Regions from separate parts of the Homo sapiens genome. Here regions 2 and 3 are each linked to region 1. Evidence: chromatin contacts called from ENCODE Hi-C data. All regions are on one chromosome and are shown on one strand. The core of a region is the stretch at or near the end of the contact, and the rest is flanking DNA. Distances in the headings are between cores, read along the strand shown. Region 1 holds the start of LINC02642 (long intergenic non-protein coding RNA 2642). Region 2 holds the start of PFKFB3 (6-phosphofructo-2-kinase/fructose-2,6-biphosphatase 3). Region 3 has its middle 26 kb from the start of LINC02649.

Region 1 (3,431 bases), core at 932-3,431:
GGTAGAATACAGGGACAGTGGCAGAGGTGGGGACAACAGAGAAACCCCCAAAGAAAGGCCATCATCTAAAGGAGGTGACTGCCTGAGGTCAGGAGTTCGAGACCAGCCTGGCCAACATGACGAAACTCCATCTCTACTAAAAATACAAAAATTAGCCGGGCGTGGTGGCGCACGCCTTCAATCCTACCTACTGGGGAGGTTGAGACACGAGAATCACTTGAACCCAGGAGGCAGAGGTTGCAGTGAGCTGAGATCACGCCACTGCACTCCAGCCTAGGTGACAGCGCGAGACTCCACCTCAAAAAAATAAATAAAAATAGAAAATAAAAAAGGTGACTGGAGGGTCCCTGTGAGTGAGGCTGGGGCCCGTGAGAGTAGAGCTCAGTTCTTGGAGACTGAAGACTCATGGGAGGAACTCAGCAGGCAGAGGCCTCAGGGCGCTGCTGGGACTCTCAAACCACATTCTGCTACAGCCAGCTGCACCTGGAGGGGAAAGAGAAGTCCATTCAAATAATCAGAGATGTCCTGGGCTCATCGGGACCACTCAGCTGTTGCCTGTCCTAAGAGTACTTAGAAGAACTTGCAGTGAAATTTCCAAATAGAAGGGGGGGGGGGCGTAATTAATTATCCATCCCTTTGGGATATTGGAAAAATGCCCTCGGGTTATCCATTACCCTCTGTTAATCAGGACGGACTAGAATTCCATGATAATAAACAAGGCCCCAGATCTCACTGGTTTAAAACAGCAAATGGGCTGGGCGCGGTGGCTCATGCCTGTAATCCCAGCACTTTGGGAGGCCGAGGTGGGCAGATCACCTGAGGTCAGGAGTTCAAGACCAGCCTGACCAACATGGTGAAACCCCATCTCTACTAAAAATAAAAATAAAAAAAAATTAGCTGGGTGTGGTGCCAGATTCCTGTAGTCCCAGCTACTCGGGAGGCTGAGGCAGGAGAATCACCTGAACCCAGGAGGCAGAGTTTGCAGTGAGCCGAGATCACGCCATTGCACTCCAGCCTGGGTGACAAGAGTAAAACTCTGTCCCCCTCCCCCAAAAAAAATTAAAAAATTAAATAAAACAGCAAATGTCTGTTTCTCATTCATGCCACATGGCCATCACAGGTTAGCTGGTGTGTGCTCTGGTGAGGCACCAAGGTCCTCCCCATTCCTCCCTCCCCCCAGCCCCTGGCAACTGCTAACCTACCTTCTGTCTCTATGGATTTGCCTATTCTGGACATTGCATATAAATGGAATCATAATATGTGGCTTTTTGTGCCTGGCTCCTTTCCCTGAGCAGGGTGTTTTCAAGGTTCATTCATGTCATAACATGTCTCAACACTTCATTCCTTTTTAATGGCTGAATAATACTCCATTGTTTGAATATACCACATTTTGTTTATCCATTCATCATTTAATGGCCATTTGAATTATTCCACTTTTTTTGTCTATAATGAATAATGCTGCTGCTATGAGCAGCTTTTGTGGCATTCCATATGTTTTTGTATGTTGTATTTTCATTTTCCTTCATCTGTAAGTATTTTCAAATTTCCCTTGTGATTTTTTTTCTTTGATTCATTGGTTATTAGGAATGTATTGTTTAATTCCACATATTTGGGATTTTCTCAACTCTCTCTGCTATTGATTTTGAATTTAATGTGAAACTTTTCACAGTTGTTGATTTTGTACAAACCTACCAAGAAGTAGACATTGTGGACAATTCCACGTGACCCCCATATTGACCACCGATAGTTTCTAAGTGCTTTATGAACTTGCAGACTTGTGTTTTATTCTTCTTTCTTTTCTTTTTCTTTTTAAGAAACATATGATGCAGATACATGGGTGGGCTTATTAGTTCCTTATTTGTGTTAGAATAATGACCATCCCCAAAAGATGTCCATATCCCAGGGCCTGGAACCTGTGAATCTGTTACCTTAGATGGCAAAGGGACTTTGCAGATGTGATTGAGTTAAGGAACTTGATATGGGGAGGTTATCCCAGATTATTCAGTGGGACCCAGTGTAATCACAAGGGTCCTGATAAGAGACTGGCAGGACAGTCAGGGTGAGAAAGGAGATGCAGAGGCAAAATCAGAGGCTGTAGTGACGAGCTCTGAGGATGGAGGAGGGGGCTACCAGCTAACGAACGTAGGCGGCCTTTAGAAGCTGCAAAAGGTAAAGAAATAGCTTCTCCTTTAGAGCCTCAAGAAGGAATGAAGCTCTGCCAACAGTTTGATTTTAGCCCCAAACTCTGATCTTCAAAATTGTAAGTAAATAAATTTGTGTTATTTTAAAAGCCGCTAAATTTCTGGTAATGTGACAATAGAAAACAAATACACCAAGGAATGAATGATTTCATTTTGCAGTTTTTTTTATAATTCTAGCAGTTTGGCAAAAGAGAGTAAGGGCTAAACACCTGGCTTATGGAGTCAGATGACCTGAATCCAAACTCTGGTGAGAAGCTCTATGAATTGGGCATATTACTTAACTTGCTTAGGTTTCAATGTACATTTTTGGAAAAATGAATCCATCTCGTAAGATTGTTGTAAGGATTAAATGAGTTACTGCAGTAATACTGGTACAACAGTGTCTGGCTCACAGTAAACACTCAACAAATTTTAGTTGATTTATAGAACATGTTGTTGCACATTTCAGCAAATACTAGAGCTAGGAAGTAGAATTGTGTTGAGAATTCTGCATTGCTGTGTCCGGATTGCTGCTGTCACAGCCATATTAATTGCTTACAAATCAGAGAATGAGCATTCTGAGCAGCACGTGGTCCCAGGCTGTAGGTGTCTGCAGCGCTCAGGAAAAGCCCCGATGCTCCCCAGCAGCTGCACCTGCTCCCTTGGGAAGGAGTCTCTTTTTTGTTCCTCTTTCAGTTTCTGAAGAGAACAGAACATTTGCGCCATCTGGTTTGGGTCGTTATTTTAACCCAGTTTCATTTCCGTTTATAAAGGTATTAAATACTCCAGGCTATATTTGAAACAGTTTCAGGATCAGCATGACTGTAGTGTTCCTGGCTTAACCCTGAGAGGTTGCTGTTCCCAGTGACTATCTAGGCTGAAGCCCATGTAGGATTTGAAGAGACTGATCCAGGCTTTATGAGTGGCTGCGACCATGCTGTATGTGTGTATGTGTGTGTGTACACCGCCTAAGTGTGTTCATTTCAGCCACAGCAAGAGTTATGTTACAAGGATAGCATAGACAGCCCTGCCTATTGCAAGAGTAATGCATCAGGTGTGAAACAGATCTTTAATGCTGTGTGAAGCAGGCTCTTTTAAGGTCAGCCAGACTTTCTGGGGAAAAAGAAACTATTGCCTAACCCTTCAGGTCATGGAGACTTATGTTTTTGTGTTTTTCTCGCAGTTTTACAGTTTTAGCACCTACATTTAAGTCTTTGATCCCTTTTGTGTTCATTTTTATGGATAGTGAGA
Region 2 (3,431 bases), core at 696-3,195, 1.3 Mb after region 1:
ACAATCACATGTATTTACATATGTGGGACTAGCCTCCAATGCAGTTTACAAAGTGCTATAGAGATAATACTTGCTTTATGCAAAAGTTGTTTCTGCATTTGGCCTTGGCCAAACCTCCCTGGGGATTTAAGAGCTGCATTCCACTCCACTTACAGGTTTTACACAAAGACAAGAGAACCATGGGCCACCCCAGTTCAAGCGCATCTGACTGGGCTGGGCAACACACCCACATCCCCCAGTCCTGGGCTACCTCACAAAGAGGGGGAACAAGACCTCTCCTGAGGGCTACCCCAGAACCCTGAAGTCCACCAGGGTGGATCTGCTGACGTCCCCACCCAGGGCACACCATGGGGGTGGGTGTGGGGAGAGGGGCAGGTCTGGACGAGGCCGGTGATTCAGACCGAGCAGGGCTCCAGGAGAGCTGCCAAGTCCCGCGGGGGCCGTCCTAAGAAACGTAGTAGCCGGGCAACCCTGCCTGCCAGCCGCCTGCGCTCAGGCGCCTTCGGATGACCCGAAGCCACCTCGAGAGTTTGCACCTGGATCCCACGGTCACTACTCAGGCTACGACCTGACCTGGGCAAAACCGCACCAGGCGGCTCCCTGTCCAGCCCATGGGAGCCGGGGCGCATTACCTGGAGAGGCAGCGTCGCCCCTCTGCGCTGCCCACCCGCCCTTTTCCGCGGCGGCGCTCCGCAGCTGAGGTGGAGCTCGAGGTAACCCTCTCCCAAGCGATCGCTGGTGGCGGGGGCGGCGACCGGCGGGGCGGGGCAGGGTACTGCCAGCCAATTCCGAGCACCGGGGGGTGCGTGCGCCCGGGGCGCGTGGAGCAGCGCCAACCGTGCACTCACCAACCCACCGACCCTCCCCAAAGCCGGGGACACAGGCGTGGCTCCAGGTGGCTCTCCTGGCGCCCCCAGCACGGGCGCCCCCATGGCACTGGAGATGCACGGAAGAGAGAGAAGGAGAGAGAAAGAGATAAAAGCAGAAAGAAACAGTGGGAGAGGAAGGAGGTAGAAACAGAGAAAAACAGAGACATATATATCGAAAGAGAAAACAGGACAGAGAAATAGGTTATTAAGTGAAGCGAGGGGATAGGAATGCATAGCAAGGCGGGAGAGGAGATGGAAACATGCAGAGAGAGGAGATCCGGACGGTGAAAAGGGGCGGAGGCGCGAGCGGCCGGGTCCCTGGGCTGCGCTCCGGCGACGGCCGCCCGAGACGGGTGTCGAGGACAGGGATCGCGGAGGATGTGGATCCCCTCCCTGGCCTGCCCAGGCGCGCGCGTCCCTCCGTCTCGGGGTACGCAGCCCGGCCGGGCGCACTCGCCGTTTCCGGGCCGGCGGGGCAGCCACCGGGACAAGGGCCACAGCGCCCCCGCCGCCCGGCCAAGGACGCGCAGCCCGCGCCTCCGCCCCGCCCCGCCGGCGCGACCCGCACGGGCGCGCCCCCCGCAGAGGGGCGTCGGCACAAAGCCGCCCCACACAATGGCCCGGCCCGGCGCAGCCCGCCCTGCAACCCGGCTCCGCGCAGCTGCACTCACATCTGGGCAACGAGGGCCTGTGGTCCACGGGCACCCAGATCTTCTGCACTCGGCTCTGCGTCAGTTCCAACGGCATCTTCGCGGCTGCGCCCGACGGCCCGCCTCCCGGGGCCGAGATCCCGACGCTGGCAGGAGAGCGGCCGCCGACCCCCGGAACAAAGGAGGAGAGGGGGGCGTGCGCCGGCGCGCGGCCGGGCGTTTCCTGCGCTGCCAGGGGAAACGTGCTTTGGGCTAAGTTCCGGACCCTCGCCTGTGCGGGGCTCGACGTGTGCTGCGAGGGTAGCGAGGCTGGGGATGCCCGGCACGGCCGGCTCGTCCGCTCGGAAAGCTCTGGGATGCTCGGGCGCAGTGACAGCCGCGCTCTCGCCACCAGGCCCTGCTGCTCGCCTCCTCTCCGGCTTGGCTGGGATGCCCCGCGCACCGCCGGCTTTTAAAGAGTCCGGGCTGGCCGCAGACGCGTACGTCAGCCTCGGGGCGGGCCGCATTCCTTGGGTCCCAGCCCCCTTCCACGTGGGGAGGAGGGTGGGCGAGCCGGGAAGCAGCCTGCGAGCTCCCCCTGCGGGCCGGCGACGGCGGTGCACCAGCTCCCGCCGCCCTGCCCCGGGCCTGGAGCGCGCCCAGCCCTGCTGAAGGGTCCTGGCTGCTGTTATCCCCTCGTCCCGTTGTCCCCTCGGGACGTCTGGCACAGCTTCCCCGACTAATTCCGGCCCCTCACCTCAACTGTGCTGGCCGGGAGGAGAGCAGAGACGCAGTCCTGCCCAGTGTAGACCGTGGACCCCGCAGCCGAATCCCTTGGGAAGCTGCTTAAAGTGCATCCTACCAATGCAGCTCCTTTAGGGCCATGGAGCCCCAATACTCTGCATTCCTAACACGCGCTGTGGGGCAGGCGCAGTCCAGGTAAGGACATGGGCCAGGCTGCTCCCTGATAATACCCGTGAGCCCATCCCCCGCCACGACCCGGGCGACCCGCGGGGAGGAGGCTTCCCTGATCCTCCCACCTCACCTCGTCCTTGTCCACTTTGCTGAATCCCTTAGAAACCTGGACTTGAACTGAGCCTTGCTCCCCTCCCCTAGCCCAAAGACTGGGAACCTTGAGAGGCCCGCGGTGCTGGGTACGAGGAGGGGGCGGGAAAGCCCCGGGGAGCTGGACTGAAGTGGACTGGGGCTGGGGGCAGCTGGCATCTGGTTTTCACACTCACCATGTACACCATTCAATAAACCTTTATCGCCCCGAGTAGAAGAATGAATAAAACTAGACCCATTTCGATCTGCAATTCATTACCTAAGTCGAGGGAAAACTATTGGGGGCGGCCCCTTATTAGGCAGACTCCTAAAATTCACTCCGTTATCCTGCACACCCTGCAGCTCTGCCTCCCCACTTTTTGGTGCATGCGTGCCCCGTCTCCTTTCCCGGCCCTCGCAGTTTGCACCAGCTCGCGACTTGTGACAGTCGTGCAGTCAGGTCAGAGGCGTGCGGGGAAGATCTGGGTTGCTTTTGGTGGGGAACCGCCGCCCGCGCCGGGACGGATGTAACTTTTGCAAACGAAGCCTCAGTACGGGAGCGCTGCGCCGCCTTGCAGAGAGGTGCACACTTAGCGCTGAGGCTGGGCTGTGATTGGAGGGAAGGCGGCGCTCGCTGAAACCTACACCGCGGCGGAAAAGTCTGCGCAGAGGCTGCCACACGTCGCTCACGTCCCGCATGCTCCACAGGGAGGGCGCCCGCGCCCAGGCGGCGACCGGGGCTGCTCCCGCCCCGCGCGCCCGCCCCACCCGGGCCTCCACTCCTCCCGACCCGCCGCCTGCCGAGGGGCCCCGGAACGCGCAACATCGGCCACCTGGCCTGTGCCCCGCCACCCTCCCCCACGCCTCGACCCCCACTCCCCCTCCCGCC
Region 3 (3,431 bases), core at 288-2,787, 1.2 Mb after region 1:
AAAAAAAAAAAAGAAAAAGAAAAGAAAAGAAAAATCGCAAGTATGTTACCTTCGTATAAATAACAAAGTTAGCTCACTTCTCTGTTTCCTCCTGTTAGGAAGTGGATAAAGCAAAATGATCATCCAGTCACTAACCTGTGTGGTGGGGAACTTACGAGGTTGGTTAGTCATTAATCAGAGCAGATAATAAAGCATGTGACTCTCAGCCCAGTTCTCTGCACTGGAATAATGTGATCCTCATTTCCTGAAATTTAGTCATAACGAAGGAAGTGATTTGAAATTAGCTTCTCTTATAAAGATAGAGGAATCCTGATGAATTAGAGCTCCCTTTCACCTGGGACTTGCCTCCATCACACTTGGCGATCCCCACACCGCCCTTTGAGCTGAGCTGCTCTTGAGGGCAGACGAACTGCCCTACTGGGTCAAGTTGTCATCAGTTACATCCATCAGTGCTTTCCAGAGAAAATAAAAGGGTACTTTCCTCAATCTATCTGTTATTGCAGTAAGTAAAAAACCTGAAAATCCAGATTAGCACAATTCATCTTCAATGAGGATTCTTCACTTTAGGAAACAATGTGCTTCTCTGGGGCACTAAAAACAAGTTTATTTCCAAAACAAATTTTGATCAATGCTCAACAGTTTTTAAGGATGTATCTCAAATGATCTAAGAATATGCATCGACCATTATTTATAAGTAAGGGTGAAGGAAATGCACCTTTATGAAGTCCCTGAAGCACCCAGGGACTGTACCAGATGCCTTACAGGTGTACATATGTACTAGGTATAAAGGTTAGTTTCCTAATCTAGGTATGTGTAAATCCTCATCTTACTTTATTTCCTTGAGTCAAAGTCAATTCCAAGTCACCATTCCATTGAGATAATGAAAAGCCCAATGGTGGATGCCTCCTCCTAGTCAACATCTCCCCCCAAATTATAGGAAGGCACACAGAGCAAGATATCATCTCATGTTCACATGGCCCACGAAGTCTGGCCATGCCAAGCTTGGGCAGAGGAATCTTCTGCAAGATGGCAGCTTCCACTGTTACGGACCAGCCTCCATGGTGCACCAGAAAGGCACTCCCCTCAGGTGTCCTCCCACCTTGCTGGATGTTGCCAAAAATAAAAGAACAAGATTCCTCTATTTCTGGCACCCACAGCTTCCTGTCTCCTTTCAAATCCTGCGTAATTACCCTTCTCTCAAAGGCAGTAGCTTCTCTCTAGTACCTACAGCATAATCGCCTCAAGAAACCAAGGCTTCCAGAACTCAAACCCAGGAAGGAATCTAGGAGGATTCCAGAAATCAAGCCCAGGAATGAATCAAACCCAGCTGCACTCAACTCTGGACTTCCACGGTGCCTCGCGAGACTGGCTTTGCTAAGGCAAGGGCTTCTGGGTGGAGTTAATAAGAAAGCAGCATGAAAAGGTGCTTTGAGACACGACACATCGTTTCCTGCTAACGATCAAAGAATATACACAGCTGTTCCCGTTTCGGAGCAGTTCTGGCCCCAGGAGAGAGTTGCTGAGTTGCTTTCTGGAAAAGCTGGCTTTGACTTTTCAAGGCAGCTCATGCTGCTAAAGGTTGCATAGGCACAGAGAGAGGGAGCTGCCGGGGGCATGGGGGAGCCTTCCCTGATGCAACTGAACTTGAGCTGAGCTCACTATGTCTCTAGAATCTACTACCTATTCCTATTCAATAAATACAAGTATTTATTAAACATCTGTTACGTGCCAGGTCCTGTGTCAAATGATGGAGGAAGTGAAAATGCGTAAGACACAGTCTCACTTTGAAGAGTTCTCAGCCTTGTGGGCAAAGGCAGGAAGGTTCATTGTGTGGCTTGAGTGCACACAGGGAGGCTTTAAAGAATGTGAGAGGAATATGAGGAACAGATGCTGCCCTGGAGTGACTCGCATCTCGCCCGAAGAGACAAACAAGGCACCCAACAACCACAGAACCAGTAAGTGCCAAACCATGGGTACTAACCCTAACTACAATGGGTATTCTGAAAAGGCAGAAAAAATTTAAGTGATCTTAGCATAATCAGACTTGGTGAGGCTTAACATTCCTCCCTCTTCACTAAAAAAAAAAAAAAAAAAAAAAAAAAAAGTCTTCTGAACAGGCACTGCACTAGGCTCTGGGAATGCAAGCCTAGGAAAGTCCAAATCGACGCCTTAAAATGTTCAGCAGACAGTGAAGGAAACATGGAGCTCCAAACCAGGGGCTAAGTGCCACCCTCAACACAGCTTCAGGCCTTCACTCTTCCCAGGAACTGGGGACTGTTTCAGAAAGGGGGTGCCATCTCTGCTGAGCTTTGAAGGAAGGGTAGAAGTTAGCCAGGGAGCAAGGTTGGAGGTAAGGGGTTCTAAGCCCAGGAGACGCCAAGAGTATAAAATTGGGTAAATTCCTGAAAAGTCAAGGTCAAGCAATTCCTGTATAAGGAGAAGATTTGGTGAAATCAAAGAGAAGACAAACTTGAGGCCAGTAAATTATTACCCTTTATCGGTCTTAACAGACGGGAACTAACAATATATCCCTGCGAAAGATCAATGCCGGAGTGAGGCTCAAGTTCACCTCCCGCAGCCTGTGACTCACGGCACACTGACTCAGCCATGCTACCTGCAAGGAGGCACGTTAGGACAACGCAGGGACCCAGCACGTGCCAGTGAGTCTCTCTCTGTCCTAACTATGGGATGCCACCCTCCTGGGTCAGCTGACTCACCCCTGCCTGTAAATCCTAGTCAGGTCTGTAGGTGCCTGGGGAAGAATCCTACCTACCTCTGAGTAAAGACAGGAATAGAAGCTGGTTCGTCTAGAGCAGCAACACAACCAACGTTGAAAAAAGCAAACACCATTTCTGAAAATTGCATGCAGAGTGCATGGTATCAACTGACGTGTCTCCCCTAGGAGAGTGAGCCATTAATGCTTTGCTAACCACAGCGCTATCAAGACCATCGTTTCCAATCCTACAAAGGAAACACCAGGAAAAACAGAATTTAAAGGTTTTATTTGTCAACCTAAAGAGGAGGCAATCAATATCATTTGAGTGCTTTCATTACATCCGAGAAGGAAATGAAATCAGGATGCACCAGCATGGGTTTTAGGCTATGCAGCCAACAGAGATGAACCAGACGTGTCCTCAAGGAGCTTAGAATCAGGTGGAGAAAATAAGATGTCATATAAATTACCTAAGCAATAGTTGGCACAGCACTATAAGCCACCAAATGCTGCATTCTTTTTCCGCACCAACAGATCCGGTATGTCTTCAGGGAGCACCTGCGTTGGGGTGCGTTAGAGATCCATCTGGAAGGCCAGGAAGACATTCAGGACCATTCACAGCTGGAATGCTCCTGAACAGCTGCCCAAGATCCAGGCCTGGCCTTTCAGGATGCCCTGAAAATGCACTGAACAAGGCCAAGTGCAGTGGCTCACACCT

Evidence for each region. A loop is a pair of places that touch in the nucleus more often than their neighbours do. Pooled maps may share reads with other maps.
Region 2: a pooled map shows a loop between it and region 1 (2.4-fold over the local background). The contact joins the promoter of PFKFB3 here to the promoter of LINC02642 in region 1. A Hi-C loop is called at or near these places in 1 of 168 maps with a recorded cell type or tissue (naive thymus-derived CD4-positive, alpha-beta T cell), 1 of 37 single-sample maps with no recorded cell type and 6 of 50 pooled maps.
Region 3: a loop to region 1 is called in a pooled map, with 6 times the contacts of the local background. The contact joins the enhancer-like site here to the promoter of LINC02642 in region 1. A Hi-C loop is called at or near these places in 1 of 168 maps with a recorded cell type or tissue (heart right ventricle), 4 of 37 single-sample maps with no recorded cell type and 3 of 50 pooled maps.

The regions. Positions count from the first base shown.
Region 1 is chr10:7,471,599-7,475,029 of GRCh38, reverse strand. LINC02642 (long intergenic non-protein coding RNA 2642) reads left to right here and starts at 2,181. Exons shown (of 4, transcript NR_184109.1): 1 at 2,181-2,260. RefSeq lists enhancers at 2,733-2,832, 2,843-3,042.
Region 2 is chr10:6,201,446-6,204,876 of GRCh38, reverse strand. PFKFB3 (6-phosphofructo-2-kinase/fructose-2,6-biphosphatase 3) reads right to left here and starts at 1,945. Exons shown (of 15, transcript NM_004566.4): 1 at 1,541-1,945. The coding sequence starts at 1,616. PFKFB3-AS1 (PFKFB3 antisense RNA 1) reads left to right here and starts at 2,120. Exons shown (of 2, transcript XR_007062045.1): 1 at 2,120-2,437. RefSeq lists enhancers at 1-476, 2,216-2,720, 3,275-3,431, silencers at 793-872, 1,103-1,612, 1,733-1,842, 1,893-2,222, 3,253-3,431 and a cis regulatory region at 1,751-2,282.
Region 3 is chr10:6,298,642-6,302,072 of GRCh38, reverse strand. It overlaps a transcript of PFKFB3 not described here. Among named protein-coding and RNA genes, the nearest start is that of LINC02649, 26 kb to the left of the region's middle. RefSeq lists an enhancer at 1,987-3,186. Within about 2 kb of position 1,537, at least 15 of the 41 ENCODE cell types and tissues checked have a DNase peak (open chromatin) inside an H3K27ac peak, as active enhancers do; they include heart right ventricle, where a contact is called at or near this core.